Linked DNA regions of Homo sapiens: region 1 is linked to region 2. Evidence: chromatin loops called from intact Hi-C (ENCODE). Cell type or tissue: endothelial cell of umbilical vein. All regions are shown on one strand. Each heading gives the region's core, and the rest is flanking DNA. Links, peaks and the distances in the headings are about the cores only.

Region 1 (15,882 bases), core at 7,084-12,083, 51 kb after region 2:
CCAACTACTCAGGAGGTTGAGGCAGAAGAATCACTTGAACCTGGGAGGTGGAGGTTGTAGTGAGCTGAGATCATGACACTGCACTCCAGCATGGGCAACAGAGTGAGATTTCATCTCAAAGAAAAACAACAAGAAAAGGGGGATTTGCGTGTTATAAAGTTCCTGCCCAGGTTCCCAATCAGGTCTGTTTATGCAAATGAAAGACTGAAACTTGCTTAGTTTTGATTGGTTTATGCCGCTGAGTCCTCATTAGTCGATACAGCTGAGCCCTGGTTGGTGGAGGCAGGTGAGCTCCAAAAGTCCCAACATTAAGAAGGTGCTGGTTTTCAGGAATCTCAGAGTACCTGTGTGACTTCTAGTTAGCAAATGGCTAACTATTTTAGCCATTTGGCTCTATTTTAAATTTAGGCTCAGTTAGCCACTAGGGATCTATCTTGAAGAATTCCCTCTTTCAGGTTCATATTTCTTCACAGAAATAAAACAGTGTGACCACAGTGAGAAAGAGATGAGCCTGTCAAACCCAGATCAGGGAGATAAGATGGTATTTGACCAGCACATGCTGGCATACCAAAGAAATCCCTGGATGATAGTTCTTAAAGATTTCTTTTCACTACTGTTGTTTATTTAAGGTATATAACAAGCCAGAATCCACAGAAAAGTCTTCCATCTGATTTTTTTTTTTTTTTTTGAGACAGAGTCTCACTCTGTCGCCCAGGCTGGAGTGCAGTGGCGCGATCTTGGCTCACTGTAACCTCCGCCTCCTGGGTTCAAGCGATTCTCCTGCCTCAGCCTCCCGAGTAGCTGGGATTACAGGCACCTGCCACCACTCCCGCTAATTTTTGTATTTTTAGTAGAGACGGGGTTTCGCCATGTTGGCCAGGCTGGTCTCGAACTCCTGACCTCAGGTGATCCACTGCCTAGGCCTCCCAAAGTGCTGGGATGACAGGGGTGAGCCACTGTGCCTGGCCTGATATACTTAATTAAACAATTTTGAGGCCATTTAGTGTCAGGGTTAACTTCACGGGCTTTGGACCCAGTAATTTTGAGGTTGGATTGCAGCCACCACCTTTTCGTAGCAGAGGGTCCTTAGGCAGTTTACATAATCCTCTAAACCCTGGTTTCTTCATCTGTAAAATTACGTGGGGCTGTTTCAAAGAATAAATGAATAAGGTATTTAGCCCAGTGCCTCACACAAATCAAGCACCCAGTAAATGCTCTTCTTGGATTCTCATTTAATAAACATGAGTAACGTATTTAGCCATGCTCAGTACAATAACACTCACTTCTATTAAGTAATTTAGAATTTCTGATGCAAGAAATGCTTATAATTCAGTGCAATTATGATCACACATCCTGCAATTGTGCTGTTTCCAAATATAGACCCTGGTTCTAAGAGGTCCCAAGAAGGCAATCGAAGCAAACTGTGTAATGTGGGGGACACCCGCTGTGCACCTTTGCGGTCTGATAGCCGTCTTGGGTCCCAATTCCTCCTTATTCACTACAAAAGTACTGGGAAGTTGAAATGAGCCTGGGCTTCCCTTTGATGTAAGGCATTCTGTAGAGGCAGTCACGGTGGCTCACACCGAGATGGGAGGATCGCTTGAGCCCAGGCATTCACGACTAGCCTGGGCAAGTTAATGAGGGTTAATGAGGCCTATGTCACCACAGAATATAATTTAAAAAAATTAGCCTGGCGTAGTGGCTCACGCCTGTAGTCCCAGCTACTTGGGAGGCTGAGGCAGGAGGATCACTTGAGCCCAGGAGGTTGAGGCTGCCAACAGGTTGAGTGAACCATGATTGTGCCACTGCACTCCAGCCTGGGAGACAGAGCAAGTCCCTGTCTGAAAAAAATCCCAAAAACAAACAAACAAAAAATATTCTGTTGGGGGCCAGTGGAAAATTTCTTCTTTGCTCTCTAAAGAGCTCCTGAAAATCAACTGACAAAAGCCAAATTAATAGGAGAAAAGGCATACAAATTTATTTGATCATAGTTTTATGTTACATGGGAGCCTTCAGAATGAAGACCCAAAGATACAGACGTCAATTTTTATGCTTAGGTTCAACAGAGTATGGACAGCCATGTAGAGATAGGATTGGACAAAAAGGCTCTGATCTGATGCTAGTGGACTGAGTGGGGAGACCCTGGGGGTTCTGTGTAGGGCCTTCTTGGCCTCTCTGTGCAGCCTTCATTCCTTCTGGGTGTGAGGCAGGACCCTCTCTGGAATGGGAGCCTGGTGACCTACAGCCAAACAAGGTAGGTCAGAGAATTTCTTTATGGCCGGTTTTTACAAAGAAAGGCAGGGTGGGCGGGCAGGGGGAGTTAGAGTAATCTTCTCAGGTTTTAAGGCTGGCTTTGGGAAAAAGGGGTTCTGGTTTCTGTGACCCACCTTGGGGAAGGGGGATTCATGTTTCATGGTAGCCTTTGCGGGGAGAATGAGGGGCCAGAGACAGGAGGGCAGGAGAAGTTTAGAGAAAAACTTGCTTCTGAGGCCTTCATTTTGAACTCCAGCAATGTCATATATTAAGCTTTACAAATGAATCCTCCTTAAACAACACGCTGTTACTTTTAAAAGGCAAGTTCCTGGATGGCTTGTGTAAGGTTAACACATACATATGCTTTGCAGATGAAAATGACTGTACTGTGTGTGCTTCTGTGGCACAAGAGTGCTGTTTAAGGCTGGGCGCGGTGGCTCACGCCTGTAATCTTGGGAGGTCAAGGCGGGCAGATCACTTGAGGTCAGGAGTTTGAGACCAGCCTGGCCAACATGTTGAAACCTCGTCTCTACCAAAAAATACAAAAATTAGCTGGGCGTGGTGGTGGGCGCCTGTAGTCCCAGCTACTTGGGAGGCTGAGACAGAAGAATTGCTTGAACCTGGGAGGCAGAGGTTGCAGTGAGCCGAGATTGTGCCATTGCACTCCAGCCTGGGTGACAGAGTGAGACTCCGTCTCAAAAAAAAATATAAAATAGTGCTGTTTAAGAACTTTTTAAAAATAAAATTCCTCTTTTGACCTAAATTTTTTTTTCTTTTTTTTTTTTTTTTGAGACAGAGTCTTGCTCTGTCATCCAGGCTGGAGTAGTGTAGTGGTGCGATCTCAGCTCACTGCGACCTCCACCTCCTGGGTTCAAGCAATTCTCCTCTCTCAGCCTCCTGAGTAGCTGGATTACAGGGGTGCACTACCATGCCTGGCTAATTTTTGTATTTTTAGCAGAGATGGGGTTTCACCATGTTAACCAGGCTGGTCTCGAACTTCCGAGCTCAGGTGATCCGCCCACCTCGGCCTGCCAAAGTGCTGGGATTACAGGCGTAAGCCCAGTACTAAAAAATATTTTTTAATTAACTTTCAAAAAGCTACGCTGATACGCTTTGGCTGTGTCCCCACCCAAATCTCATCTTGAACTGTAGCTCCCATAATCCCCGTGTGTCCTGGGAGGGACCTGGTGGGAGGTAATTGAATTATGGAGGCAGGTCTTTCCGCAATGTAAGATAAGCCTTTGAGGCCAGGCATGGTGGCTCACGGCTGTAATCCCAGCACTTTCGGAGGCCGAGATGGGTAGATCACAAGGTCAGCCTGGCCAATATGGTAAAACCCAGTCTCTACTAAAAATACAAAAATTAGCTGGGTGTGGTGGCACGCACCTGTAGTCCCAGCTACTCGGGAGGCTGAGGCAGAAGAATGGTTTGAACCTGGGAGGTGGAGGTTGCAGTGAGCCAAGATCATGCCACTGCACTCCAGCCTGGGCAACAGAGCAAAACTCCGTCTCAAAAAAAAAAAAAAAATTGTGCCTTTGCTCCTCCTTTGCCTTCTGTCATGATTGTGAGGCCTCCCCAGTCATGTGGAACTGTGAGTCCATTAAACCTCTTTTTCCTTATAAATTACAGTCTCAATTATGTCTTTATTAGCTGCATGAGAACAGAGTAATATATATGCCAATTTACATACCAATCAATGACGCAGAGCCACAAAATTTCTAAATCAGAGGGGAAATAGAAGTCAAGGCCCAGGGGGAGAAGTGGCCTCTCAAGCTTGTGTAGCTGGTGTCTGATCTGACCAGTACTGGGTTCTACTGGCTTCTAGGGGTGGTCTTAGTTTACTAGTCATGATCCCTTTTTTTTTTTTTTTTTTTTGAGACAGAGTCTCACTCTGTCGCCCAGGCCGGAGCGATGCAATCTCAGCTCACTGCAACCTCCACCTCCCAGGTTCAGGCAATTCTCCTGCCTCAGCCTCCCAAGTAGCTGGGATTTCAGGTGTAAACCACCACACCTGGCTAACTTTTTTTTTTTTTTTTTTTTAGACGGAGTCTCACTCTGTCACCCAGGCTGAGTGCAGTGGTGTGATCTTGGCTCACTGCAATCTCTGACTCCAGGTTCAAGTGATTCTACTGCCCCAGGCTCCGGAGTAGCTGGGATTACAGGTGCATACCACCATGCCTGACTAATTTTTCTATTTTTAGTAGAGATGGGGATTCGTCATGTTGGCCAGGCTGGTCTCGAACTCCTGACCTCAGGTGATCCACTGCCTCAGCCTTTCAAAATGCTGGGATTACAGCATGAGCACCATTCCTGGCTTAATTTTTGTATTTTTAGTAGAGACAGAGTTTCACCATGTTGGTCAGGCTGGTCTTGAACTCCTGACCTCAGGTGATCTGCTTGCTTGCCTCGGCCTCCCAGAGTGCTGGGATTACAGGTGCTAGCCACCGTGCCCAGCCTACTAGCCATAATCTTAAAAGGTAAACAACTACCTGTGAAGTTGAGGCTTCGAAAACTTAGTATTCCGGAAGGAATGATAATTGTGTATTTCTTTTCCTCCTACTCTGAGTTTGGAGTTGTTGAAATAGGGGCCTAAGGGAGTCTAAAAAACAAAAAATCTCTGACATAATGCTCAGAAGCTCACTGTCAGTTAGTTATTTACATTTTGTTGTGGTCGCTAATTTTTTTTTTTTTTTTAGAGACATGGTCTGGCTCTGTTGCTTAGGCTGGAGTGCAGTGGTGTGATCATAGCTCACTGCAGCCTTGAACTCCTGGGTTCCTACTTCAGCCTCCTGAGTAGCTACGACTTCTAATTTTTAAATTTTTTTAAATTTAAAAAAATGTTTAAATTTTTTTGTAAAGATGAAGTCTTGCTATGATGCCCTGCTGCTCTCAAACTCCTTGTGTTCAGAAATCCTCCCGCCTCAGCCTCCCAAAGTGCTGGGATTGCAGGCCTGAGTCATTGTACCTGGCATAACCTGATTTCTTGACACCTAAGGACAGTCAGACTGCTTCCACTCACACTCTTTCACTTTTTAAATCTACTAGTTTATAAGATCAACCACTCACAATTTTTTGTTTTTGTTTTGAGACAGTCTCTCGTCACCCAGGCTGGAGTGCAGTGACACGATCTCAGCTCATTGCAGTCTCCACCTCCCAGGTTCAAGCAATTCTCTCGCCTCAGCCTCTGAAGTAGCGGGGATTACAAGCGCGCACCACCACACCTGGCTAATTTTTTTGTATTTTTGGTAGAGATGGGGTCTTACTATGTTGCCCAGGCTCCCAACCTCAAACTCCCAACCTCAGGTGATCCTCCCCCCTTGGTCTCCCAAAGTGCTGGGATTACAGGCGTGAGCCACTGCGTGCAGCCCATACTCTTTCAATAATTATTTTAGCTTCAGTGGCAAAGGCTAATAATGATCGTATGTGTCTCTCTGATTGCAATGATGGGATGTTTATAGATACCAGGCACATACTCTCCTTGATCACAGCTTCACTAGAGACTCTTTGGCTAAGTTAACTGGTGTTCAATATTTTGAATTCGCATCCTGGACCTTCCTCCTACTGCCCGTGTTCGTGGTGTTGCTGTTGGGTTGGTACCGGCATCCATATTGGTGTTCTCACTGTTGGTGTTGGGTTAGTACTGGTGTTGATATTGGCATTCATGGTGCTGATATCTCTCTATAGTTTTCTGTCCAGCCTGTACTCAAGACAGGAAGTTTGAAGAGTTTCTGTGTGCAAGTATGAATTTCAAGGGGGTAGTAGGGAGTAAAGTCAAGAAAAAAAATCTGGAATGATCTTAGAAGTTTCCCCTCCCTCCCTCCCTCTTTTCTTTCTTTCTTTCTTTCTTTCTTTCTTTCTTTCTTTCTTTCTTTCTTTCTTTCTTTCTCTTTTTCTTTCTTTCTTTCTTCCTTTCTTTCTTTTCTTTCTTTCTTTCTTGCTGTGCTATAAAGTGAGATAAACAGTTAAGACGTTCACCAGTTCCTGTGGCAGAGGCTCTGGCTGTATGGACGAAGGAAAGGTGTGTGCCTTGATTCAAATGCAAGTGAAACCAGCATCTTTGCAGGAACATGGAAAGGAATGTTTAGAAAAATTGATTCCCATTTCAATATTTAGTATAATTTACTCCACTTATCATGAAATGCTTCTTCACAAATTTTATGAAAACAGGAGCTGCCCCTATTAAGAACCCCATGCACCTCATGCAATTCTATGGGTGTTGAAAGAAGTACTTGCTGGCCAAGTGAAAGCCTCAAGACTGAAAGGCAACATTATATTACAGCAGCAGTTGGTTCCTCAAAACAAGATGCTCACCTGGAAAGAATTCCGTGTGTTCCCGACCCCCACCCACCCACTGGCTGTGAAGGAGCCCTTCAGGCCCCCGTGTGCCCAGCAAGACAAGCCCCCCAGACACCCCTCACCCGGCAAGACACTGCCCCACTTCATCACTACGAAATGTCCAAGAAGAGAGCTAAATGTAAAACCAATCACCCACCTTTCCCTAGGAAACCGTCAGCCCAACCTCAACAAACCCTACATTCCTGCTGACCTTGAAACCACCAGAAAATAAGAAACAATTCACCAAGGAAGAAATACAACTTGTCCTTAAATACTGAAGAAAGATGTTCATTTCATCCAGGGAAGAGCTGATGTTGCAGTATTAAGCCTGGAGGCCATCTAGAAGCAGAATTCCCCTCTTCCTTGGAACACTGCAGTCTTTTTCTCTTGAGGCCTTCAACATATTGGAAGAGGCCTACCTGCACTGTGGAGGGCCATCTGCTTTATTCAAAGTTTACTGATTTATTAGGCCGGTGCAAAAGTAATTGCAGTTTTTGCCACAGTTTTAATGGCAAAAACCGCAATTACTTTTGCACCAACCTAATACATGTTAATTACGGCCTGGCACGGCGTCACGCCTATAATCCCAGCACTTTGGGAGGCCGAGGCAGGGGCATCACCTGAGGTCGGGAGTTCAAGACCAGCCTGACCAACATGGAGAAACCCCGTGTCTACTAAAAATACAAAATTAGACGGGCGTGGTGACATATGCCTGTAATCCCAGCTACTCGCAGGAGGCTGAGGCAGGAGAATTGCTTGAACCTGGGAGGTGGAGGGTACAGTGAGCCAAGATCGCGCCATTACACTCCAGCCTGGGCAACAAGAGCGAACTCTGTCTCAAAAAAAAAAAAAAGAAAAAAGAAATGTTAATCACACATAAAAAAAAGATACCCTCACAGCAACATCTGGATTGATGTTTGACCAAAAACTGTGTACTATAGCCTAGCCAAGGTGACAGGTGAAATTAACCATCGCAGAGGTATTTAGCTGTGTTGGCAATGTTTATTTTCTAAGCTGGGCAGTGGATATGCATGTATTCACTAAATTATCCTTTAAGTCCCCTTTCTATGTGGGCTTTTTTTTTTTTTTTTTTTTTTGAGACAGAGTCTCACTCTGTCACCCAAGCTGGAGTCCAGTGGCACGATCTAGGCTTACTCTAACCTCTGCCTCCCGGGTTCAAGCGATTCTCCTGCCTCAGTCTTCCAATTAGCTGGGTTTACAGGCGCCACCACCACGCCCGGCTAATTTTTATATTTTTAGTAGAGACAGGGTTTCACCATGTTGGCCAGGCTGGTCTTGAACTCATGACCTCAGGTGATCTGCCTGCCTCATCCTCCCAAAGTGCTGGGATTATAGGCGTGAGCCACTGCTCCCAGCCCCTTTTCCATGTCTTAATAACACATAAATATTGCATAACACGTAACTATTTAAGTAATAAACAGCAATAATCAGAATATATTCTAAAATCAAAGTAAAAACAAATTGACTACACGTCTTTACTTTTTTTGTTGTTTTTTTTTTTACGAGATGGAGTCTTGCTCTGTCACCCAAGTTGGAGTGCAGTGGCACAATCATAGCTTATTGCAGCCTCAACCTCCCAGGCTCAAGAGATTCTCCCACCTCAGCCTCCCAAATAGCTGAGACTACAGGCATGCGCCACCATGCCCAGCTTATTATTTTTTTTTTTTTTTATTTTTTGTAGAGACCTGGTCCCATTGTGTTGCCCAGGCTGGACTCAAACTCTTGGGCTCAAGCTATCCTTCCGCCTTGGGCCTCCCAAAGTGCCAATAATGTGCTCGGCCATCTTTACTTTTCATTAGACACATTCCTTAAAAGCCAGGTATAAGATAAAAATTTATATTAGAACTCCCCCAAAATTAGGTTATAATTAAATCAATGAAAAAATATTGTAAGATAAATTTATTTTTAAAAAATTATTCTAAGATCTAAATTTCTAAAATCACAAAACCCTAAAATTCTAACTTTAGCAGTTATGGGCAACAAACTTCTTTCGCCTAACCCTTGTGTGGAAGGTACATCAGACGGGTAATAAAACACATGAAGTTCGTTTTTGAAATCCAAATTTGAAGTACTGGTTAAGTAAAAACAAAGTATCAGTTTATTTTCATGGGAAAGATGAAAGCTCTCACATTCTGAAGGGGCTGTGGCTCTTCATTTCTTCCCTCCCTCCCTTCTCTTGCTATTGCTAAGCCTGACACTTAAATGTAGCTATGTGACACTCCTGTGCAAGCTTCTACTCCTGCAACCCCCAATCTTTTGGATTTCCTTAGGAATTTAAAAATTAGACAATAGGCCGGACGTGGTGCTCATGCCTGTAATCCCAGCACTTTGAGAGGCCGACGTGGGAGGATCGCTTGAGTCCAGGAGTTCGAGACCAGCCTGGCCGACATGGTGAAACCCTGTTTCTACCAAAAATACAAAAATTAGCCAGGGATGGTGGCGGGAACTTGTAATCCCAGCTACTACTCCGGAGGTTGGGGCAAGAAAATGGCTTGAACCCGGGAAAGGGAGGTTGCAGTGAGCTGAGATTGCGCCATTGCACTGCAGCCTAGGCGACAGAGCGAGATTGTCTCATAAATAAATAAATTAATTAATTAATTAATAATTAAAAAAAGGAAGGAGGGGAAGGAGGGGAAGCAGGAGAAGGAGGGGAAGCAGGAGAAGGAGGGGAAGGAGGGGAAGCAGGAGAAGGAGGGGAAGGAGGGGAAGCAGGAGAAGGAGGGGAAGCAGGAGAAGGAGGGGAAGGAGGGGAAGCAGGAGAAGGAGGGGAAGGAGGGGAAGCAGGAGAAGGAGGGGAAGCAGGAGAAGGAGGGGAAGGAGGGGAAGCAGGAGAAGGAGGGGAAGCAGGAGAAGGAGGGGAAGGAGGGGAAGCAGGAGAAGGAGGGGAAGGAGGGGAAGCAGGAGAAGGAGGGGAAGGAGGGGAAGCAGGAGAAGGAGGGGAAGGAGGGGAGGAGGGGAAGGAGGGGAAGAGGGAAGGAGGGAGGGAGGGAGAAAAGCCAGACAGTAAACTGGAGAACAAAAAACGCTCTACCACAAGAGGGCAGTAGACACCACCAGCGCGCAGGCCTCCCTCGGGATCAAAGGGAAGGCTCTGAGCGCGGAAGGAACCCCGCATTCTCTAATTTAGGCCTCTTCTTCAGGGATGGGAAGGAGATGGCTAAAGAGGTTCAGCGACTTACCTGAAACCACGCCGCCAGTGGCCCGCCTCTGTTAAAGGCTAACGTGCCGCCTAATTAAAGGGAAGGAAATAGGAGGCGCTGGCCGGGGAAGCTGGCTCACTTCTTCAGCACTTTGGGAGGCCGAGGTGGGAAGATCACGTGAGGTCAGGAGTTCAAGACCAGCCTGGCCAACATAGCGAGACCCCCGTCCCTATAAAAAATTAGATTAACAACAACAAAAAGAATTAGGAGGCTCCTTAGTAGGGACGCCCTTCCCCCATAACTTAATAGTCCAACAATGATGTGCAAGTCGCCAAAAGAAAGAAAATGTATGGGGAGTGGAAGTATAGAAAAAGCCGCACTGACGACCCAGGCCATCTTTAGGCCCCTGTGATGTGAATGGGAATGATTTTCAGAGTCTTTACCAAAATGACTACATTGTCAGAACTTCCCCGACTTCCCGCTTTCCCCCAGAGAATCACCCCTTCCCTGTTGAGGAGACAGGCAATCTGCCCAGAGCCCAGAGAGAAGATAATTTCTAACTTCCATACAAAAAAGCAGGGTGGTCCCATCAGGACAAAACTCTCCCTGAAGGAGTCAGGTCTGTATAACCCTCACCCGGGGGCAGAGATAGCCTGGAGCCCAAAGGCTGTGTCTGATCCCAGACCCTGTTGTAGGAGCTGGTGGGGAATTGCCACCCTCCGCAGTCCTCCCTACCCAGAGCCACAGAGCCCCAAAGCTTCCCTCCCAGCCTGGTGTTACCAGCGCTGAGTCCAGCCCTGCTCTCAGCCACCCCGGTCATTCTCTCCCACCTCATCCATCACCCTCTCCCTCGCACCCACTCCCTCTAGGGTCGCTGGATTTCCTTCTGCTCCTTGAATCCACTAAACTTTTCTCTGGCTTAGGACATTGGAGTTTGCTGTTCCTTCTTTCTCAAATGCTTTTCCCTACAGACCTCACACGTTCCGTGATCTGCTGGGCCAGTCTGTGTGGATCCTCACAGGCATCTCAAACCCAGGATGTTCCAAACTGGCCGAGGGTTTTTGTTTTGGTGGCACTGGATTGAACCATCTCCTCCACGAAGTCCATTTCCTCACACGAAGTCCGTTTCCTCATTTGTAAAATGAAGACAATAGCACCTACCTTACAGGCTTTTTGTGAGGATTAAATGAGAATATAAATATATATATACACACACACACACACACACACACATAGATGAATATATATACACATCCAAGTATATAGCAGCTGTATGTATATATTTACATACATACATATGTATATAGCATATACATGTATACATATAAAGCAAGTAGCACAGTGCCTGATCCATAGAACACCTCAATGAATGGAAACCTTTACAGTAAATGCTAACATTTTCCTCCATAAAGCAGCTCCTTCCACCTCCTCTCCAAGGCAGACATCAGATTAGTACCTTTTGACTCTTTCCTCTCTTTCACCACCCACATTTAATGAAACAACAAATCCCAGTGTGTATTTCTAGAATCCAATCCATTCTTCACATCCTACTCTCACTGTCCTAATTCATGCCTGTGTTATTTCTGGCCTGGATTACTGCAGTAGTCTTCCAATAGCCTGCTTCACATCCAAGCTCCATTACTTAATCTATGTAGAATGAAAGCTTACCATGCGATAACAGACTACTATGAACGGGTTTTTGCCAATACATTTGAAAACTCAGACAAAATGACCAATTCCCTAGAAAAAACGTAACTTACCAAAACTGACTTAAGAAGAAAGAAAATGTATGGATAGTCATAAAATGATTAGGGAAATTGAAACAGAAGTAAAAATCTTTGTCAAATTAAACTTAGACCTGGATGACTTTCCAGGTAAGTTCTCTTAAACTTTCATGGAGTGGATCATTCCTATTTTATAAAAACTCTTCCAGAGAATAGAAGAAAGTGGTTTATCTTCTCCTAGGTATTCTGTGAGGCCAGTGTAACCTTGATACTAAAACCAGGCAAGGACAGTAAAAGAAAAAGAGGCAAAAACATGAAACAATTTTTTTTTTTTGGAGATGGAATCTCACTCTGTAGCCCAGGTTGGAGTGCAGTAGCATGATCTGAGCTCATTGCAACCTCCACTTCCCTGGTTCAAGCAATTCTTCTGCCTCAGCCTCCTGAGTAGCTGGGATTACAGGCGCCAGCCACCACTGTGCCTGGCTAATTTTTGTATTTTTAGTAGAGATGGGGTTTTTGCCATGTTGGCCAGGCCAGTCTCGAACTCCTGACCTCAGGTAATCCACCTGGCTTGGCCTCCCAAAGTATTGAGATTACAGGCGTGAGCCACCACACCTGGCCAAAACAAAATATTAATGTGGTGTTTCATGCCCACACATTATTTAACCTACCTTGCTCGCTTCCTTCCTTCCTTCCTTCTTTCCTTCTTTCTTTTTTTGGAGACAAGTTCTGGCTCTGTCGCCAGGCCAAGTGTGGTGGTACAATCAAGGCTCACTGCAGCTTCCACCTCCCAGGCTCGGGTGATCCTCTCACCTCAGCCTCCTGAGTAGCTGGCAATACAGGCATGCACCACTGTGCCTGGCTAATTTTTAAATTATTTATAGAGAAGAGGTTTCACTATGTTGCCCAGGCTGGTCTTGAACTCCTGAGCTCAAGTGATCCTCTCCTGCCTTGGCCTCCCAAAGTGCTGGAATTACAGGTGTGAGCCATTGTGCCTGGCCATTCATTTGATATTTCTACATTCAGGAAGTGGAGCTAAGCTTTCCTCCACTTGAGCATGGAGTGACTTGCATCTGATGATTCCAGGTTATAAAAAGTCTGTGGCTTCCGGGTTGGGTACACTCTCGCTCTCTCTGCGATTGCTGTCTCTGGAGGAAGCCAATTGCTGTATCTGAGAGGCCTACATGTTGACAGTCACACAGTGAGCCTGGAAGCAGGTCTTTCCCTCGTGAAGCTTCCAGATGACTTCAGCTCTGACCAACACATTGACCACAACTTCCTGAGAGACCCTGAGCCAGAACTACATAGCTCAGCCACTCCTGGACTCCTGAGAAAACATGTTATAACAAATGCTTGCTGTTTCAAGACACTAAATTGTGGGATAACTTCTTACGTTAATATAGTTCACAAACAAAATCTAACAGTGTTTAAAAAAGATCATAAAGACAGGTGCAGTGGTTCGTGCCTGTAGTCCCAGCTACTCAGGAGGCTGAGGTGTGAGGATCACCTGAGCCTGGGAAGGTTGAGGCTGCAGTGAGTCATGATCACGCCACTGCACTCCAGCCTGGGCATCAGAGTGAGACCTTGTCTCAAAAAATAAAAAGGACTAGATAAGAACTTCCTTAACTGATAAGGGATATCTAAAGAAAAAAATTAGTAAACATTATTATTTTATTTTTTTAAAACACCTAACTGCATCGACTCAAAGTAAACATTATTCTTAATGAGAAAATGTTGAAAGTGTTTTACTTATGAGCTGAAACAGGATAAAGATGGTCACGATCGCTGTAGGGTCCCTCAGGCCTCTGTTTTCTTTCTGTGTCCTTACCGAAAATCAGATTGCCTTGACTGCTCTCTGATATGGTTTGAATCTGTGTCTTCAGCAAATCTCTTGTCTAATTGTAATCCCCAATGTTGGAGATGAGGCCTGGTGGGAGGTGATTGGGTCATGGGGCGGATGCTGTTCTCATTATAGTCAATGAGGTTTCACAAGATCTGGTTGTTAAAAAGTGTGTGGCACCTCCCTCCTCTCTCTCTTCCTCCTGTTTTGGCCATGTAAGATGTGCCTGTTTCCCCTTCACCTTCTGTCATGATTGTAAGTTTCCCAGGGCCTCCCCAGCCATGCTTCCTGTACAGCCTATGGAACCTCGAGCCAATTCAACCTCTTTTCTTTATAAATTACCCAGTCTCAGGCATTTCTTTATAGCAGTGTGAGAATGGACTAATACAGTAACCCAGCCAACTGTATAGGTTTTGTCCAACAGGCTTGAACCCAAATCAGGGCCTTGAACATTTCCAGGCACTGATGAAAGTATCTAGGTTTACTTGAAAAAAACTGTCCCTAGCTCTGGACCAAACCTTCATATAACTCTATATTCTGGGAGGCCGAGGTGGGTGGATCACGAGGTCAGGAGATCGAGGCCATCCTGGCTAACACAGTGAAACCCCGTCTCTACTAAAAAATACAAAAAAATTAGCCGGGCGTAGTGGCAGGCACCTGTAGTCTCAGCTACTCGGGAGGCTGAGGCAGGAGAATGGCATGAACCTGGGAGGCAGAGCTTGCAGTGAGCCGAGATCGCGCCACTGCACTCCAGCCTGGGCGACAGAGTGAGACTCCGTCTCAAAAAAAAAACAAAAAACAAAACTCTATATTCTGAGCCCCCTTGCTGTGAGATACCTGGTCAGAGCACCCCTTCTCTCTCTGTCCATCTTGAGGGTACTCTGCAGTTCTCGGTATATAAGTTCCCCTAATAAATGCTTTTTTCCAGGCTGGCATTTAGTGCTTTTTTTCTTTGTAAATTTAACTGGCCTGATCTCAGGACAGCTTGCGGTACTCCTTTTTGGGAATTCCCCTGCCTCCACTTTTGGGGGTAACTCCAGCCACAGGTTTGGACAAAACAATCGCCACTTATATTTTACATGTATTGGGGTTTCTAGACAGTAACTTATGACAAGAAAAAAGAAATTTAAATTTTGAAGATTCCAAAGGAAGAAACAAAACCATTCTTATTTGCAGATGGCATGGTTGTATACATGGACAACCCTAAATCTGTAGAATACTAGAAATAACAAGAGAAGTTTATCAAGATGGTTGGTCATAATATTAATGTACATTAATCAGTTGACTTGTAACCTATTAGCAACAATGCATAGTAACAACAAAACCAGAAGGTACCTAGGAATGCTCTACCAAAAGAAGGATGCGACATATATAAAGATTATGAAACATGGTCGGGCACGGTGGCTAATGCCTGTAATCCCAGCACTTTGGGAGGCTGAGGTGGGTGCATCACCTGAGGTCAGCAGTTCGAGACCAGCCTGGCCAACATGGTGAAACCCCATCTCTACTAAAAATACAAAAATTAGCCGGGCGTGGTGGCGGGTGCCTGTAATCCCAGCTACTCAGGAGGTTGAGGCAAGAGAATTGCTTGAACCTGGGCGGTGGAGGTTGTGGTGAGCCAAGATCGCACCATTGCACTCCAGCCTGGGCAACAGGCTGAGCATAACTCTGTCTCAAAAAAAAATTATGAAACATTAATGAAAGACATTAAAGAAGACCTAAAAAATGGAGAGACATAATATGTTCATGGATAGAAAGCCTCCATATTGTAAAGATATCTTTCTCTCCAAATTGATTTATAGAGTCAGTACAGTTTCAATAAATGTCTCAACAGGGATTTTCAAGGAACTTGACAATATGACTCTAAAATCTTTAAAATTTATATAAACAAGCAAAGGGTGAAGAATAGCCCAGTCATTCCTAAACAAGAATAGGATACAGGGACTTTCCCTACCAGATAAACAAGCATTAAAAGATGTAGTAATTTACAAAGTGTGGTATCAGCAGAAGGAAAAAGAAGTTGACCAATGGAATGGGAATGGAGATCCCAGAAATAGATTTACTACACGTACAGTGATTTTCAAACAGGAATATCCCCAAGAACTCATTGTTAACATAGTAAAAAGTAAACAGATTCTTAGAAGCTATATAATGACTCAATGCACATCATCAAATATGCCAAGACAAAGAAAATGTAGAAACAGAAATCTCATGTAATTTGGAAGTGAAAATGACTCAAATATAATTTTATACATAATTTATAAAGCTTTTTTTTTTCAGCCAGGCACAGTGGCTCATGCCTGTAATCCCAGCAATTTGGGAGGCCAAGGTGGGTGGATCCCCTGAGGTCAGGAGTTCAGGACCAGCCTGGCCAACATGGTGAAACCCCATCTCTACTAAAAGAATACAAAAATTAGCCAGGCATGGGGGCACGCACCTGTAGTCCCAGCTACTGGGGAGGCTGAGGCAGGAGAATTGCTTGAACCTGGGAGGTGGAAGTTGCAGTGAGCTGAGATTGCACCACTGCACTCCAGACTGGGAGACAGAGCGGGACTCTGTCTTAAAAAAA
Region 2 (15,882 bases), core at 4,929-9,928:
GTATGTGTTTTCTGGGTACATGTGGTATTTTGATACTTTCATATAATGTGTAATGATTAAATCAGGGTAAATGAGATCTCTATCACCTTAAACATTTGTCTTTATACTGGGAACATTCCAGTTACTCTCTTCAATAATAACATTTTAAAATATACAACAGATTACTGTTAACTATAGTCACCCTACAGAACTCTGCCAACGCTAGGTCTTATTCCCTCTTAAGGAGAGCACAGATCACCTGGTGACCATCAAGCAGGCCCCTTATCTGAGGAATTTAGAAGTAATTAGATATCCCTATTATCTAAAGTTGGCACCTGGTACCAGGTTAAATCAAAGGAAATAGTTAAAGCCCAAAATTCTTGAATGAGCTTAGAAGGATCCTGGCTAAATGAACGCAACTTGGATTGAATTTGCAAAAAATGAGACATTCGAAAAGGGACATGAAAAATCCACCGCGGCATGCTCAGTTCTCTCTTGCTGAGGCTGCACTCTTCTGCAGCGTTCTAATAAAACTTTCCTTTTTCAAACCTATATTGTTGTCGATAAATTCTTCTTACCAACCAGCAAGTCGACCACTTTCTGATGCTGGGGCTCTTGACACCTTGCCCAGCACTTCTACCAATTTTTGTACCTATTAATCACCCTGTTCATCCCCTTCTCCTGGCTACCCTTCCTGGCCTCTGGTAACCACCAACTTATCTTCATGATATCCACTTTTCAACTTCCCATTTATGAGTGAAATCATGTGATGCTTGTCTTTCTTTGCCTGGCTTGTTTCACTTAACATAATGACCTCCAGTTCCATCAATGTTGTTGCAAATAGGATTTTATTATTTTTTATGGCTGAATAGTATTCATTGTGTATATTTACATTTTATTTATCCAGTCATCCATTGATGAACATTTTGGTTGATTCCATATTTTGACTGTTGTGAACAGTGCTACAATAAGCATAGGAGTGCAAATATCTCTTTGATATATTGATTTTCTTTCTTTTTTTTTTTTTTTGAGACTCCATCTTGCTCTGTCGCCTAGCCTGAAGTGCAGTGGCACCATCTTGGCTCACTGCAACCTCTGCCTCTGTGTTGAAACAATTCTCGTGCCTCAGTCTTTCGAGTAGCTGAGACTACAGGTGTGTGCCACCATGCCTGGCTAATTTTTGTATTTTTAGTAGAGACAGGGTTTTACTATGTTGGCCAGGCTGGTCTTGAACTCCTGACCCCAAGTGATCTGCCTGCCTCGGCCTCCCAAAGTGCTGGGATTATAGGCGTGAGCTACCGTGCCTGGCCCTTCCTTTCTTTTTGGTATATACCGGTAGTGGGATTGCTGGATCATATGGTAGTTATGATTCCAGAACTTATGATTTCTCAGAAGTTAATCTTCTGAGGATTCCATATTGTTTTCCATAGTGGCTGCACTAATTGAGATGCTCGCCAACAGTGTATGAGGTTCCTTCTTCACATCCATCTCAGCATGTTATTCCCTTTTTGATAAAGGCCATTTTAACTGGGATGAGATGATATCTTACTGTCTTTATTTGCATTTCTCTGATTAGTGACATTGAGCCCTTTTTCATATCTCTTGGCCATTTGTATCTCTTCAGAAATGTCTATTCAGATCTTTTGCCCACTTTTAAATCTGATTGTTTTCTTGCTATTGAGCTCCTAATATATTCTAGTCATTAGTCCCTCATCAAATGGATAGTTTGCAAATATTTTCTCCCATTCTGTGTGTTGTCTCTTTGCTTTGTTGTTTCCTTTGCTGTGCATATACTTTTTAGTTTGATGTAATTCCATTTGTCTGTTTTTGCTTTTGTTGTCTGTGCTTTGAGGTCTTTGCCCAGATCAATACCCTGGAACATTTCCCCAGTGTTTTCTTTCTTTTCTTTTCTTTTTTTTTTTTTTTTGAGATGGAGTCTCGCTCAGCCGCCTAGGCTGGAGTGCAGTGGCGCAATCTTGGCTCACTGCAACCACTGTCTCCTGGGTTCAAGCGATTCTCTGTCTCAGCCTCCCGAGTATCTGGGATTACAGGCACCCTCCATCATGCCTGTCTAATTTTTGTATTTTAGTCCAGACAGGGATTCACCATGTTTCCCAGGCTGGTCTCGAACTCCTAACCTCAGGTGATCCACTTGCCTCAGCCTCCCAAAGTGCTGGGATTACAGGTGTGAGCCACCGTGCCTGGCCCCCCCCCCCCCAGTGTTTTCTTCTAGTAATTTCTTTTCTTTTCTTTTTTTTTTTTTTTTGAGACAGAGTCTCGCTCTGTTGCCCAGGCTGGAGTGCAATGGTGCAATCTCAGCTCATTGCAACCTCCGCCTCCCAGGTTCAAGCAATTCTCCCACCTCAGCCTCTAGAGTAGCTGGGATTGCAGGCACCTGCCATCATGCCTGGCTAATTTTTGTATTTTTAGTAGAGATGAGCTTTCACCATGTTGGCCAGGCTAGTCTCAAACTCCTGACCTCAAGTGATCTGCCCACCTCGGCCTCCCACAGTGCTGGGATTACAGGTGTGAGCCACAGCACCTGGCCTAAATACATCAGTGTTTTTAAGGTTTCAATTTAGATATTAAAATCGCGTTTCTGGCCAGGCGCGGTGGTGCGTGCCTGTAATCCCAGCACTTTGGGAGGCCAAGGTGGGCAGATCACGAGGTCAAGAGATCGAGACCATCCTGGCCAACATGGTGAAACCCGGTCTCTACTAAAAATACAAAAATTAGCTGGGCATGGTGGCTTGCACCTGTAGTCCCAATTACTCGGGAGGCTGAAGCAGGGGAATTGCTTGAACCTGGGAGGCGGAGGCTGAAGTGAGCTGAGATCGCACCACTACACTCCAGCCTGGGTGACAGAGCGAGACTCTTGTCTCAAAAAAAAAAAAAAAATCACGTTTATTTTCTTTGTTTTGTTTTTGTTTTTGTTTTGAGACAGAGTCTTGCTCTGTCATCCAGGCTGGCGTGTAGTGGCACCATCTCGGCTCACTGCAACCTCTGTCTCCCAGGTTCAAGCAATTCTCGTACCTCAGTCTCCCGAGTAGCTGGGACTACAGGCGTGCACCATCATGCCCAACTAATTTTTGTATTTTTATTAGAGACGGGGTTTCACCATGTTGGCCAAACTGGTCTCAAACTCCTGACCTCAAGTGATCTGCCCACCTCGGCCTCCCAAAGTGCTGGGATTACAGTTGTGAGCCACTGCACCTGGCCACATTTATTTCAAGAAATAAATTTTTTGTTAGTTTACAAAGCACTTTGGTATATTTCATGTGATTCTTACAATGATGGTGAGTGTGTTATTTTATTTAATTTTAAAAATTGGAGCTGTGCGGGGTGTCTCATCCCAACACTCTGGGAGGCCGAGGCGGGAGGATTGTTTGAGCCCAGGAGTTGGGGACCAGCCTGGACAACATGGCAAGACCCTGTCTCTACAAAAAATTTTAAAAATTACACGCCTATGGGTCCCAGCTACTTGAGAGGCTGACAGCGCAGCGGGGGAATCACTTGAGCCCAGGAGGTCAAGGCTGCAGTGGGTCATGATCTCATGCCACTGCACTCCAGGCTGGATGACAGAGTGAGACTGTGTCTCTAAAAAAAAAAAAAAAAAATGTGAATAATTGATGAACACTGAACTTGTGCAAAAGTCTGAAATGTCTTTAATCATATGACATTTAAGAAGAAACTTTTAGGAGTTCTGGAATGACTTCACTTTTGGCTATTTGCAAAGGAAGCAGCTGTGAAGGAGTGTGGAAAACAGGAATGACAGAGAAAGAGGAAAGACAAGTGGTCAGATGTGTGCTTCTAGAACCAAGGAGGGATACAGTTAGATGGAAGGAAAACCAAAAGAAGACAGGCTTTTTTGATCCAGTCTGCGTGGTAAACTTTTTTTTTGAGTCTCTCTGTCACCCAGGCTGGAGTGTGGGGGCATGATCTTAGCTCACTGCAACCTCTGCCTCCGGGGTTCAAGTGATTCCCCTGCCTCAGACTCCTGAGTAGCTGGGGTTACAGGCAAGCACCACCACGCCCAGCTAAATTTTCTGTGTTTTTAGTAGAGACAGGGTTTTACCATGTTGGTCAGGCTGGTCTCAAACTCCTGACCTCAAGTGATCCACCAGCCTCGGCCTCCCAAAGTGCTGGGATTACATGCGTGAGCCACCGAGCCCGGGCCCCGTGGTAAACTCCTAAAAGGAGTCACCAATGCTCCTGCTCCTGGTCTGCTACAGCATGAGACAGCCACGATAGCCTAAAGATGACAGATGTTTCAGCAGTGAGAGCCAGAGAGAATGAACTGGAGTTAACATTCCTGAGACATACGCATCACCATCAAGACCTGAAATGGACCACAGTCAGCATTAATTCTTACCAAGTGAATACACTGCACAGTTTTAAAAAGTCAAGTATTACTTGCGGCAGATTGGATTATTTTTCAGAAATAGTCACTCCCCTTCCACCTGCATGGGTGGAGTCTACTTCCTGTCCCTTGATTTTGGGTTTGGCCTTGTTTTGGTCCATGGAATGTTAACAGACACCTGTAACAAAGCCTTGAAAAGTCTGCCCTGATTATTAGGTTGTGCTCTTCTACTTTTGAATTGCTGTAGGAAGAGCTTTTCCCCCAGGCAAGTTGCTGCTGTTCCCTCAACCTGGGTTTCAGAATGAACATGTGGAACAGAGCGGCCCTAGCCAACCTGCACAACTAACAACCTGAAACAGAGTTACTACAACCCAACGGTGAACTGTAGCAGCCAGGTTTTGCTACAGAGCAGTAGTGAATCCATGCAGCAGCAGCCCTCTAACTCAGTCCTTCCCCTCAGCCCTGCTCCCCAGAAGCAAGTATTTTCAACTCTTTCAACTGTTTCTTCTGGTAGTGTATCAGTATTTTGAAACAGTATGCTAATATTTTATTTCTCATTTATCATCTTTAGACCTTATATATTGACTTCCTGGCAGGTGTTACAATTTTCCTTCCACGGATGTGAAGGTTGAGGTCCAGAAGGGTGAAATGACTGTATAAGGTCCTGCAGTCTTGGTCAAATTCAGATTTCTGATGCTAAATTTCACACTCTACCCACCATATACTGTCAATATTAAAAGTCAGTTACACTTAAGACACTCTATAGTTCATGCATATTTCTCATCACACATTCATAAGATAAAACCAAAAAATTAAACCATTTACCAAAAAATACTGCTGTAGTACTGACAACGAAGACACTTCCTAGTTCAGTCTCCAATTTCCAGGCAGAACCGCCCCATCCTATCCACTACCTTTTTAACTCAACATTTGACAACTCTTTATGCACTGCGGGAGGTACGAAGGAAGAAACTGCCGGTTTTATTTCATTTTTAGAGACCGGGCCTGGCTATGTTGCCCAGGTTGGCCTCCACCTCCTGGGCTTAAGGGATCCTCCTGCCTCAGCCTCCCAAGTAGCTGGAACTACAGGCATAAGCAACTATTCCTGGCCAAAAACTCTGTTTTCAAGGAACGTAGCTTCTCATAGCAGTTGCAACTTTTAATGATGAAATATTGCTCTGCCTGTGGAGGTCACAAGGCAATAACAGAGAAATGGCATTGACAGTGTTAGTAATAGCCACCCATGGCCATCTGGTCATCGTTCCAAAACAAAACTCCCCTCAGAATTGTCCTGATCTTAGCGGCAAAAAAAACTGCTGCCAAGTTATTATTTTTCCATGGGTCACTCTTACATTAGGCATCTCATTAAGTAAACACTCTAAAATAAATCGTTCTCGGCTGGGCGCAGTGGCTCACACCTGTAATCCCAGCACTTTGGGAAGCCGAGGCGGGTGGATCACCTGAGGTTAGGAGTTCCAGACCACCCTGGCCAACATGGGGAAACCCTGTCTCTACTAAAAATACAAAAAAATTAGCCGGGCGTAGTGGCAGGCACCTGTAATCCCAGCTACTTTCGGGAGGCTGAAGCAGGAGAATCGCTTGAACCCGGGAAGCGGAGGTAGCAGTGAGCCTAGATCGCACCATTGCACTCCAGCCTGGGCAACAAGAGCGAAACTCCGTCTCAAAATAAAATAAAATAAAAATAAAAAATAAATCATGTTCTATATTTCATCTTGAGAGAGAGCGCATCATTCTAGCATTTTGCCTTTAGTTATTTATTGTGTCTTCCCCTAGTCCTGTGAACGCCGGAAGAACCTTCTTGTCTTGGTGGTTGCTGAATCCCCAGCATCTGTCACAGCCCCTGGCATACAGCAGGTTCTGACCAAGTATTATCCTGCTTTCATCCTCTGTTATTTGACAGCCTGCTTTATTGCTATAAATTAATATTTTACATTTGCAGAACTCTACAATGTGATTTCAACTAATTTCTTATTCCTATTTTAATCTTATTTCTCACGTCAAATTCACCAGACGACTACAAAATGAAGCAGAGAAGGAATTTAAATTGTAGTTACTGGGCATAAAGAAGGCCTCTGGGGCACTGAATAAACGTAGCTGTCAACATCCCATAAAGGCCGGGTTCAGGCACGCTCTAGAGCGGTCCGGCAGAAACGGCAAATTTCCCCTCTGGAGCCCCCAAAAGGTTATGTCGGCGAGACCGGAGAAGAGTGGGCGAGCCCTGACATTTGAGGCGGCGCTGGTGCAAGGGGGGAAATTCTGACACCGAGTTCTGTGAGGGGCCCTGGGAACGGCTTCGCCTCTGCGCCCACCAGTGTGAAGAGCCCCCCCCCAGCGTGGGCCACCAGACACAACTCCCACGGGGCGCTGGGCGCCGGAAACCTACCGACTGACCTGCATGACGTAGGTCCACTTCCGGCGGCCGCAGCATGCGCCACCCGGGATTGGCCGAGTCAGGTCGCAGTGGGCGGGACCGTCGCGTGTTCCCAGCCGCTAGCGCGGTCGCGCCGGTGCTTGCAGGGGTCAGATCCGACGTAAATGCGCCGGGTGCTGCTGGGCCTGGTCTGAGAGTAACAGCCCCTAAAGGTCACTTCCTTTAGAGCGTCGCGTGTGGGTCTCTGCGCCCTGGAGTCGCTTTGCCTCAGCGATCTCGCCGACTTCCGAGGGGTGTGTGCGGCCTGCCGGATGCAAGGCGGGAGGTCGAGCCCTTGGCACCTGCTGGGCCCAGATTCGTTCTGGTGACCGCAGCCCGCAGGCTCAGCAAAGAACGACGACGATTTGCCTGTTCCCATCCCGAGAGCCTTGGTGTCTTGGGGAATCGGATGCAGTCTCTGATGTTTTAACCACCTCGTTGGTGGCTCATTGGAAAATCTGCAAAGCCCAGTGTGGAAGCAAGGCTTAGCTTGGACAGCGTTTTCTGTTTCTCTCTCTCGGGTTGTTTATGGAAAACGCTTATTGCCATCCCTTCCATGGCATCTTATTTCTTTTGTTTTCTTTCTGAGAAGTAGAGACGGGGTCTTGCTATGTTGCCAAGGCTTATATTGAACCCCTGGGCTCAAGCGATCCTCCCGCCTTGGCCTCACAAAGTTTTCGGATCACAGGCATGAGCCACCGCCCCCAGCCAGCATCTTATTTCTTTTTTTTTTTTTTTTTCCAAGGCAGAAGAATTTTTCTTAGTACAGAACAAAATGAAAAGTCTCCCATGTCTACTTCTATCCACACAGACCCGGCAACCATCCGATTTCTCAATTTTTTCCCCACCCTTCCCGCCTTTCTATTCCACAAAACCGCCATTGTCATCATGGCCCATCCCCAATGAGCCGCTGGGCACACCTCCCAGACGGGGTCCTGGCCGGGCAGAGGGGCTCCTCACTTCCCAGTAGGGGCGGCCGGGCAGAAGCGCCCCTCACCTCCCGGATGGGGCGGCTGGCCGGGCGGGGGGCTGACCCCCCCACCACCCTCCCGGACGGGGCGGCTGGCCAGGCAGAGGGGCTCCTCACTTCCCAGTAGGGGCGGCCGGGCAGAGGCGCCCCTCACCTCCTGGATAGGGCGGCTGGCCGGGTGGGGGGGCTGACCCCCCCACCTCCCTCCCGGACGGGGCGGCTGGCCGGGTGGGGGGCTGATTCCCCCACCTCCCTCCCGGACGGGGCGGCTGGCCGGGCGGGGGGCTGACCCCCCCACCTCCCTCCCGGACGGGGCGGCTGGCCGGGCAGAGGAGCCCCTCACCTCCCGGACAGGGCAGCTGGCCGGGCAGGGGGCTGACCCCCCCCCCACCTCCCTCCCAGACGGGGTGGCTGCCGGGCGGAGACGCTCCTCACTTCCCAGACGGGGTGGCTGCCGGACGGAGGGGCTCCTCACTTCTCAGACGGGGCGGTTGCCAGGCAGAGGGTTTTCTCACTTCTCAGACGGGGCGGCCGGGCAGAGACGCTCCTCACCTCCCAGACAGGGTTGCGGCCCAGCAGAGGCGCTCCTCACATCCCAGACAGGGCGGCGGGGCAGAGGTGCTCCCCACATCTCAGACGATGGGTGGCCGGGCAGAGACGCTCCTCACTTCCTAGATGGGATGGCGGCGGGGAAGAGGCGCTCCTCGCTTCCTAGATGGGATGGCGGCCGGGCAGGGACGCTCCTCACTTTCCAGACTGGGCAGCCAGGCAGAGAGGCTCCTCGTATCCCAGACGATGGGGGGCCAGGCAGAGACGCTCCTCACTTCCCAGACGGGGTGGCGGCTGGGCAGAGGCTGCAATCTCGGCACTTTGGGGGGCCAAGGCAGGCGGCTGGGAGGTGGAGGTTGTAGCGAGCCGAGATCACGCCACTGCACTCCAGCCTGGGCACCATTGAGCACTGAGTGAACGAGACTCCGTCTGCAATCCCGGCACCTCGGGAGGCCGAGGCTGGCGGATCACTCGTGGTTAGGAGCTGGAGACCAGCCCGGCCAACACAGCAAAACCCCGTCTCCACAAAAAAAAAAAACGAAAACCAGTCAGGCGTGGCGGCGTGCGCAGGCACTCGGCAGGCTGAGGCAGGAGAATCAGGCAGGGAGGTTGCAGTGAGCCGAGATGGCAGCAGTACCGTCCAGCTTTGGCTCGGCATCAGAGGGAGACCGTGGAAGGAGACCGTGGAGAGAGAGGGAGAGGGAGAGGGAGAGGGAGAGGGAGAGGATCTTATTTCTTGAAGTGAGAGTAAGATCCCATTACTTAGGGTTTCAGTCAGGGGTTATCAAAAAGCCTTTACGATAACTTACTTGCAAATGTGAATAGCAATGCCTGCCCAGAGGTTGGTGAGGACCTAGTGAGATCTTACATAAAACAAGCTCAAAGGAGTTGAAATGTTGAGTCCCTTACTATTTCCTGTTATAATTCTCTAATTCTGTTTCCATAATGCTTTCAAATTCCAATGCTTTGGAGACATACAGTGATCAAGGAGTTACACCAGTATTTCTGTCAATGGGCAAGGCAAAATCCATATTCCACCCAGCGGTAGACACTTGAATCTAGCAAAACTTTCCTGGCTGACTCCCTGCCCCCTATCCTTTACTGTATCCGGGAGATCCCTTCCTTATCTTGAGGCCCACCTACTCTGGAGGTTGGTAAGCAGTGGCTACATTCAGGATGAGAACTATATTCTGGTGACCTTTCGTATGTCTGTAGTTCTGTGAATCTGCTGAATTTGGCAGTGACTGCTATGTAGGGGATTAAAAGTTTGAATCCTGCCACAATGTGCTTCAAAAATCCCTTCTTTCTTATCTTCCACATTCGTACCTCTTAACACTCCCTCACTCAGTTTATCTGTTCTGGGAACTTCCTGGAACTTCACTTCCTTCGTGCTTTGGCAAAAGCATTTCCTTCTGCCGGGAATACCTCTGCTTCCATGTCAGCCTTTTTTTCCTTTTTTTTTTTTTTTTTTTTCTTGAGACGAAGTCTTGCTTTGTCGCCCATGCTGGAATGCAGTGGCTCGATCTCGGCTCACTGCAACCACTGCCTCCCGGGTTCAAGCAATTCTTTGCCCCAGCCTCCTGAGTAGCTGGGATTACAGGCGCCCACCACCATGCCCGGCTAATTTTTGTATTTTTGGTAGAGACAAGGTTTCACCATGTTGGCCAGGCTGGTCTTGAACTCCTGACCTCATGATCCACCTGCCTCAGCCTCCCAAAGTGCTGGGATTACAGGCGTGAGCCACCGAACCCGGCCTTTATCAGCCTTTCAATGTATTACCCATCCTGGAAAACCCAGTTACACTGCCAATCCCTCCAGGAAACTTTCTCTATTCCCGTAGCACTTTGCCCTCCTATTATAGAATCTGTACGGCTGTGTGGCCTTAGTTATTTGTGTAACCTCTTCCTTCCACTCAAGGCTGGGAAAACTGTTGGGATGGCACTTTATCTATATATGCCATACAAGACAATAAAACTCACTCCACAATTATTTATGGAGGGCTTGTTGTGTGTTCTCAGGAGTGCTCTGGGGTGCCAGGGATGCAGCAGTGAACAGTGTCCCCTCTCATGGAGCTTATGTTCCATGGGGAAACGACAGACAGTAAACAAAAGCACAAATAAATAGCATGCCAGGTGGTGGTATGTACTATGAAGGAAAACAAAGGAGGGAGAGAAGATGGAGAATAATGGTGGGGGGAGGGTGCTCGTTTAGACACTGGTCAAAGAATGCTGTTTTCTGAGGAGAAAACCCAAATAAGATGAGGGAGTGGCCGGGTGCAGTGGCTCCCACCTGTAATCCCAGCACTTTGAGAGGCCGAGGTGTGCGGATCACCTGAGGTCAGGAGTTCCAGACCAGCCTGGCCAACAAGGTGAAACCCCATCTCTACTAAAAATACAAAAATTAGCCGGGCATGATGGCAGGTGCCTGTAATCCCAGCTACTCGGGAGGCTGAGGTGGGAGAATCGCTTGAACCCAGGAGGCGGAGGTTGCAATGAGCCGAGATGGTGCCACTGCACTCCAGCCTGGGCGACAGAGCAAGACTCCATCTCAAAAATAAATAAAAATTTAAAAATTGAAAACAAGTCAGGCTAGAGGGGAGTGGTAGGATGCAAAACAGGAGAAGTAAATGGGTTAGAAAATGTGCAGATTTGCATTAGACATTCGATAAATGCTTGTTGAGTTAAATTTACTGAATTGATAAGGGACAGAGAGTAATCTAATGATAATAATAATGAAACTTGGAAATTGCTTGAGGTTGAGTGCAACAGACCCTATAGGCATATATATGGAGTAGTTATAACTTACACACAGGGACAGTTGGAACTCTTATTTTGTGTGGTGATACTTATTTAGTATGGTGATACTTAACTGAAGAAAAAAAATCTTATGAAAACTAATGGTTTATCCAACAATCTTCCATTATAATGGAAACACAGAAGAACAGGAGACGGATTTTGTGGAGAACGACTTGTGAGTGGAATTATTTGGTAGAAAATGCTGATCACCATTAAAAAGCTCAGAAGGAAACAAAATCCATCTCCTGGTGTTGCCTTGCTTTTGATTTGTTGAATAAGGACACTAGAATGTTAATTGACAGTAGTTGAGATGAATTTGTATATTACTTAATTTTAATAGTACTTTCCTTCCCAAGGGTTAAGGTGAACGCTAGGGACGGGGAGCTAGTACCCCACAGCCAGAAGCTGGCCTTCGGTACAAAGTTATGTTACTTCAGGATAATGTTGCCTCTTGGGGTGATACTGCTTTGATCACAGTTGTCACCTGCACCCCAAAGACTAGTTTTCCCTTTAACGGCATGTAGCAACTATCTCTCGCCATCCGAATTTAAAAATAAAGAGCCCGTGTTTACTTAATGGTTTTTGATTACGTGCTCTTATTTTAAGCTAGTCTAACTTCCTCCAAAAATTGACTACTATGAGGCTGTCAATTCTGCTCTTCATCACATTTCTCAAAGTTTAAATTGATCGTCAGTTTCTTGGTAGTCATTCATGTAGACGAGCTCTGATGTGGTTTCCAACTCAGCTCTTAAACCACGGAATTGACAGTCTTACCCTTGGTTGCTGAGTCAACACATCTTTTTACTAATTCACAGGAATGTGCCATTACAGCTAGCTCCTATGTTAGTCATACCTCTTGGCCAGATGTTAAGGTAGCTTTGGAATGAGACAGCGTCCAATTCCATCCCTGGTGTCTCCATTCCTTAAATGTGGCAGTATGGTGTGGTGGGAGAGCCTGTTCTCGCTCTCTGAGTCCAGCCTGTCTGGATTTAAGCCCAGCTCTGTCCCATGCTAGCTAAGTGATCTTGAACAAATGAGTTACCCCTCATGCCTCATGTTCCCCATCTATAAAACAGGGATCACAGAACCTGTGTACTTCACAGGGTCACTATGAGAATTAAATGAATGAATATAGGTAAAGCTAGAACACTGGCCTGGAGTAAACCCTCAAATGCTGCCCTTAATCCTTGTCTCAGGAATTGAACTCCCTTGGCTTCTGTTTCTTCACATTAGAATAGTAACAATAATTCTTACCTCATGGAGTTCCTGCATTGCAGATGTTATGCTCAACACTTTTTTTGTGTGCATCTGTGAGACAGAGTCTCACTCTGTTGCCCAGGCTAAGGGGCAGTGGTGTGATCTCGGCTCACTGTAACCTCCACTTCCCAGGTTCAAGTGATTCTCCCACCTCAGCCTCCCAAGCAGCTGGGACTACAGGCACACGCCACCATGCCCAGCTAATTTTGGTATTTTTAGTAGAGACGGGATTTCACCATGTTGGCCAGGCTGGTCTCAAATGCCTGACCTCAGGTGATCCGCCCACCTCGGCCTCCTAAAGTGCTGGGATTACAGGGATGAGCCACCGCACCCGGCCTATGCTCAACACTTTAAATATTTTATTTAGCCTCTTCAGAAGGAACAAAATCTGTCTTCTGAGACTAAATAAAACATTTAAAGTGTTTAGCATAACATCTGCAATGCAGGAAGCCACCCATAAGTATTAGCTCTTGTTATTAGAAAACATTTATTTAGTGGTAGTCGCAATCTGTTTAAATTCAGCGTTGAAGGGACCAGAGGAATGGACCACAGAATGTGATACACCATAAACATGTGCCATCTTGGTGAGGATGGTGAGGGACAGAAATGACATAGAGTTTTTGCCTTAAGATACAATGACAGCATCTGGAGAAATAATCAAAGTGAAGCTTGCTCTTGGAGTAAGAGCAAGTTCCCAGAGCTCAAACTGTTTAAGCGCATGAGCGACAGCAAGGAGACTTCATACAGGGGTTGTGACCCTGAGGTCCACAGATGCTCAAAGGTGCACAGATAAAAATCAGGGAGTCTGTGAACTTAGATTTAAATTACATCTTTAGTTTCACTAACCTCTAATGGAAATCTAAACCTAACATTTCTTCCCATTTGGAATATAGTAATTCACAAAGCATAGCTGAAGGAACAGTACTCATGGCTTGGGACCAATAGTACTGAAAGTCATCTTCATATCACATTACAGTTCTTGCAGATATCCCAGAATACCATTTTGATTCATGATTAATTTGAAATTATGCCAGATACATGTTAAGTCCATATATTAGTGCATCACAAATTGGCTTTTAAAATATTTGGCAGGGACATTTCAATTCAGTTGGTTTCCTTTGTAATCCTTTGTAATATATTTTATGAATTACGAATCCTATTCTGAGGGCTCCACAAGCATAGGACCCACAAGCGAATGGGGCCTTGGGCACAGGCAGGTTAAGAGTCTGGTTAAGAGCATGGGCTCTGCAGCCAGACAGCCGAGTTTCTAATCCTTTCTCGGCTCCTTACTAGCCAGGTGACACCAGGCAGGCTACCTGGCTTCTCTGTGCCCTTGTTTCCTCACCTGTGAAACAGGGACAAAGGCTGTCCTAAGGTATAATTGTGGGAACTTCTGTAAATACATAGAACAGTGCCTTGCGCATAGTAAGCCCTCGGCCAGTGTCAGCCGTGATCAGAAAAGCATTTTACATGAGACCTGAGAAAGGACAATGACAGCTCAGGTTGGGGTCTGCATGCCAGAATGATTTCCCCAGGAAGAGAGTGAAATTAAAACATTAGGTCATGAAGAGACAGGCAGACCGCAGGACTGGAGTGAACAAATCCATGTATTTATTTGTTCATTTGATAAAGGTTTATTGACTACCAACTGTGTGTCTCTCAGCGCTGTCTCTAACACTTTTGGGGCCTGGAGCAAGTATAGAAATGGGGCCCACACACCATGTCTGAATATTTAAAAGTGGCAAATCAAGCGCAAGGAGAATATTCTACTTCACAGAGAAGTCTTCAAAGTAACTAAATAACAAATTATTTTTATGTAACAAAGTTGGCAAAGATGACTGAGTTTAACTAACATTACAAATGTGTAGATGTTTTCTGATGACCTGAAAATGTTTAAATTAGTGGTAAATAAAGGCATACAGGGCCGGGCATGGTGACTCACGCCTGTAAGCCCAGCACTTTGGGAGGCCGAGGCAGGCAGATCACCTGAGTTCAGGAGTTTGAGACCATCCTGGCCAATGCGGTGAAACCCCGTCTCTACTAAAAATACAAAAATTAGCCGGGTGTGGTGGCACACACCTGCAGTCCCAGCTACTTGGGAGGCTGAGTGGGGAGAATCGCTTGAACCCAGGAGGCAGAGGTTGCAGTGAGCCGAGATCACACCACTGCACTCCAGCCTGGGTGACACAGCGAGACTTCGTCTCAAAAAAAAAAAAAGACACACATAGTTCATAAATAATTGTATTTTTATCTAGAAAATTTATTTTTTTGCTTTCATTTCATTTGTTACAATAGATAATTTCGCATAATTTGTGTTTGGACAGTAATGACTTAAAGGATTAAGAAATAAAATATAATTGTACTTAACATATACAGCATTTGTATGTATTTAATATAATGTGTGAATTTGAGTATGTAAAATTTTAAATTTGTTTTTACATTCGTTTTTTCATTTTTCTAAAAGTTCCAAAAGTATTAGAATTAAAAACAAATTATAGTGGATAAATATCAAATATTTAAAACTTATTTTTATTAAAGAACTGAGATTTTTAATCTTTTGAAATTTAAATTGTTTTAAATATTTTTATAAAAATTGAAATTGTCATTCTGGGTCTCAGTCCTAGGTGATTCTAGTAAAGAATTAATGCTGCAGTTCTTATTCTACATATTACATATGTGCATATTCAAGAATAATATGAATTGTTTAATATTACAAAGTCTTCCTCAGACTTTGTGCATAACTGCTGTGAATTCCATGGCAATATACAAGAACTTCCAAAACCACCAAGTGGGCCATAAATTGGATCAAGCAAGTGGATAACCAGCCTGAGCAACATGGCAAAACCCCTTTCTACAAAAAAATATAAAACTTAGCTGGGCAAGGTGGTGCGCACCTGTAGTCCCAGTTACTCGGGAGGCTGAGGCAGAAGAATCCCTTGAACCCTGGAGGCAGAAGCTGCAGTGAGCCAAGATTGCACCACTGCACTACAGCCTGGGTGACAGAGTGAGACCCTGTCTCAAAAAAAAAAAAAAAAAGGATACTTGGGACTGTAGGGAAATACCACTGTCTGTGATATTCTTGCATAATAATAGATTATACAAGAATCTGTTACACCCTTGGTATCTGAGATGGATTTGACAAATCTACTTGCCTTTTGTCTGCCTGGTACTTCTATGGCTCACACCCTCCCTGCCGTTCTTGGAGGCAACAGCACAGCTCACAACTCTCACAGCACGGTGTCACCCTCAAATGGAGTTTCAAGGACATGGATCCAGGGATGTGGGGGAGTCTTCACCCAGGCCTGGCAGTGTGGGTCCAGAGAGCAGATGGAGCCGAGTTAATGCATCCCTATGCCAGCACCGTGCGCCAGACACCCAGTCACAGACGCAGCTCTGTGTTCATTGTGTTTGTGTGTTTGTGTCTCTGCTCTGGACAGAACATACTTAACAGCGTATTTGGATTGATGAACAATTTCTAAATATTTGGACACATGGTAAGCAGGCCTCTGTTTGTACTCTTGTCCTGGGGACTGCACAGTGT

The links. A loop is a pair of places that touch in the nucleus more often than their neighbours do. Peaks named below come from ENCODE experiments on the same cell type or tissue, not always from the same donor. Only the 100,000 strongest peaks of a DNase experiment are listed, where the experiment ranks them.
Region 1: it touches region 2 in a loop (4-fold over the local background); 9 of 110 quality-filtered maps call a loop at or near these places.

The regions. Positions count from the first base shown.
Region 1 is chr1:7,896,707-7,912,588 of GRCh38, reverse strand. It overlaps a transcript of UTS2 not described here. Among named protein-coding and RNA genes, the nearest start is that of TNFRSF9, 36 kb to the left of the region's middle. RefSeq lists an enhancer at 1,199-1,700. In endothelial cell of umbilical vein, for the core only: a CTCF peak has its summit at 9,665 (motif pointing right); a DNase peak (open chromatin) is centred at 9,678; H3K27me3 peaks cover 289 bases.
Region 2 is chr1:7,945,185-7,961,066 of GRCh38, reverse strand. No RefSeq gene overlaps it. Among named protein-coding and RNA genes, the nearest start is that of PARK7, 8.6 kb to the left of the region's middle. RefSeq lists enhancers at 1-288, 6,431-6,630, 7,161-7,270. In endothelial cell of umbilical vein, for the core only: no CTCF peak of the experiment used is centred there; a DNase peak (open chromatin) is centred at 6,826; H3K4me3 peaks cover 993 bases; H3K27ac peaks cover 1,171 bases.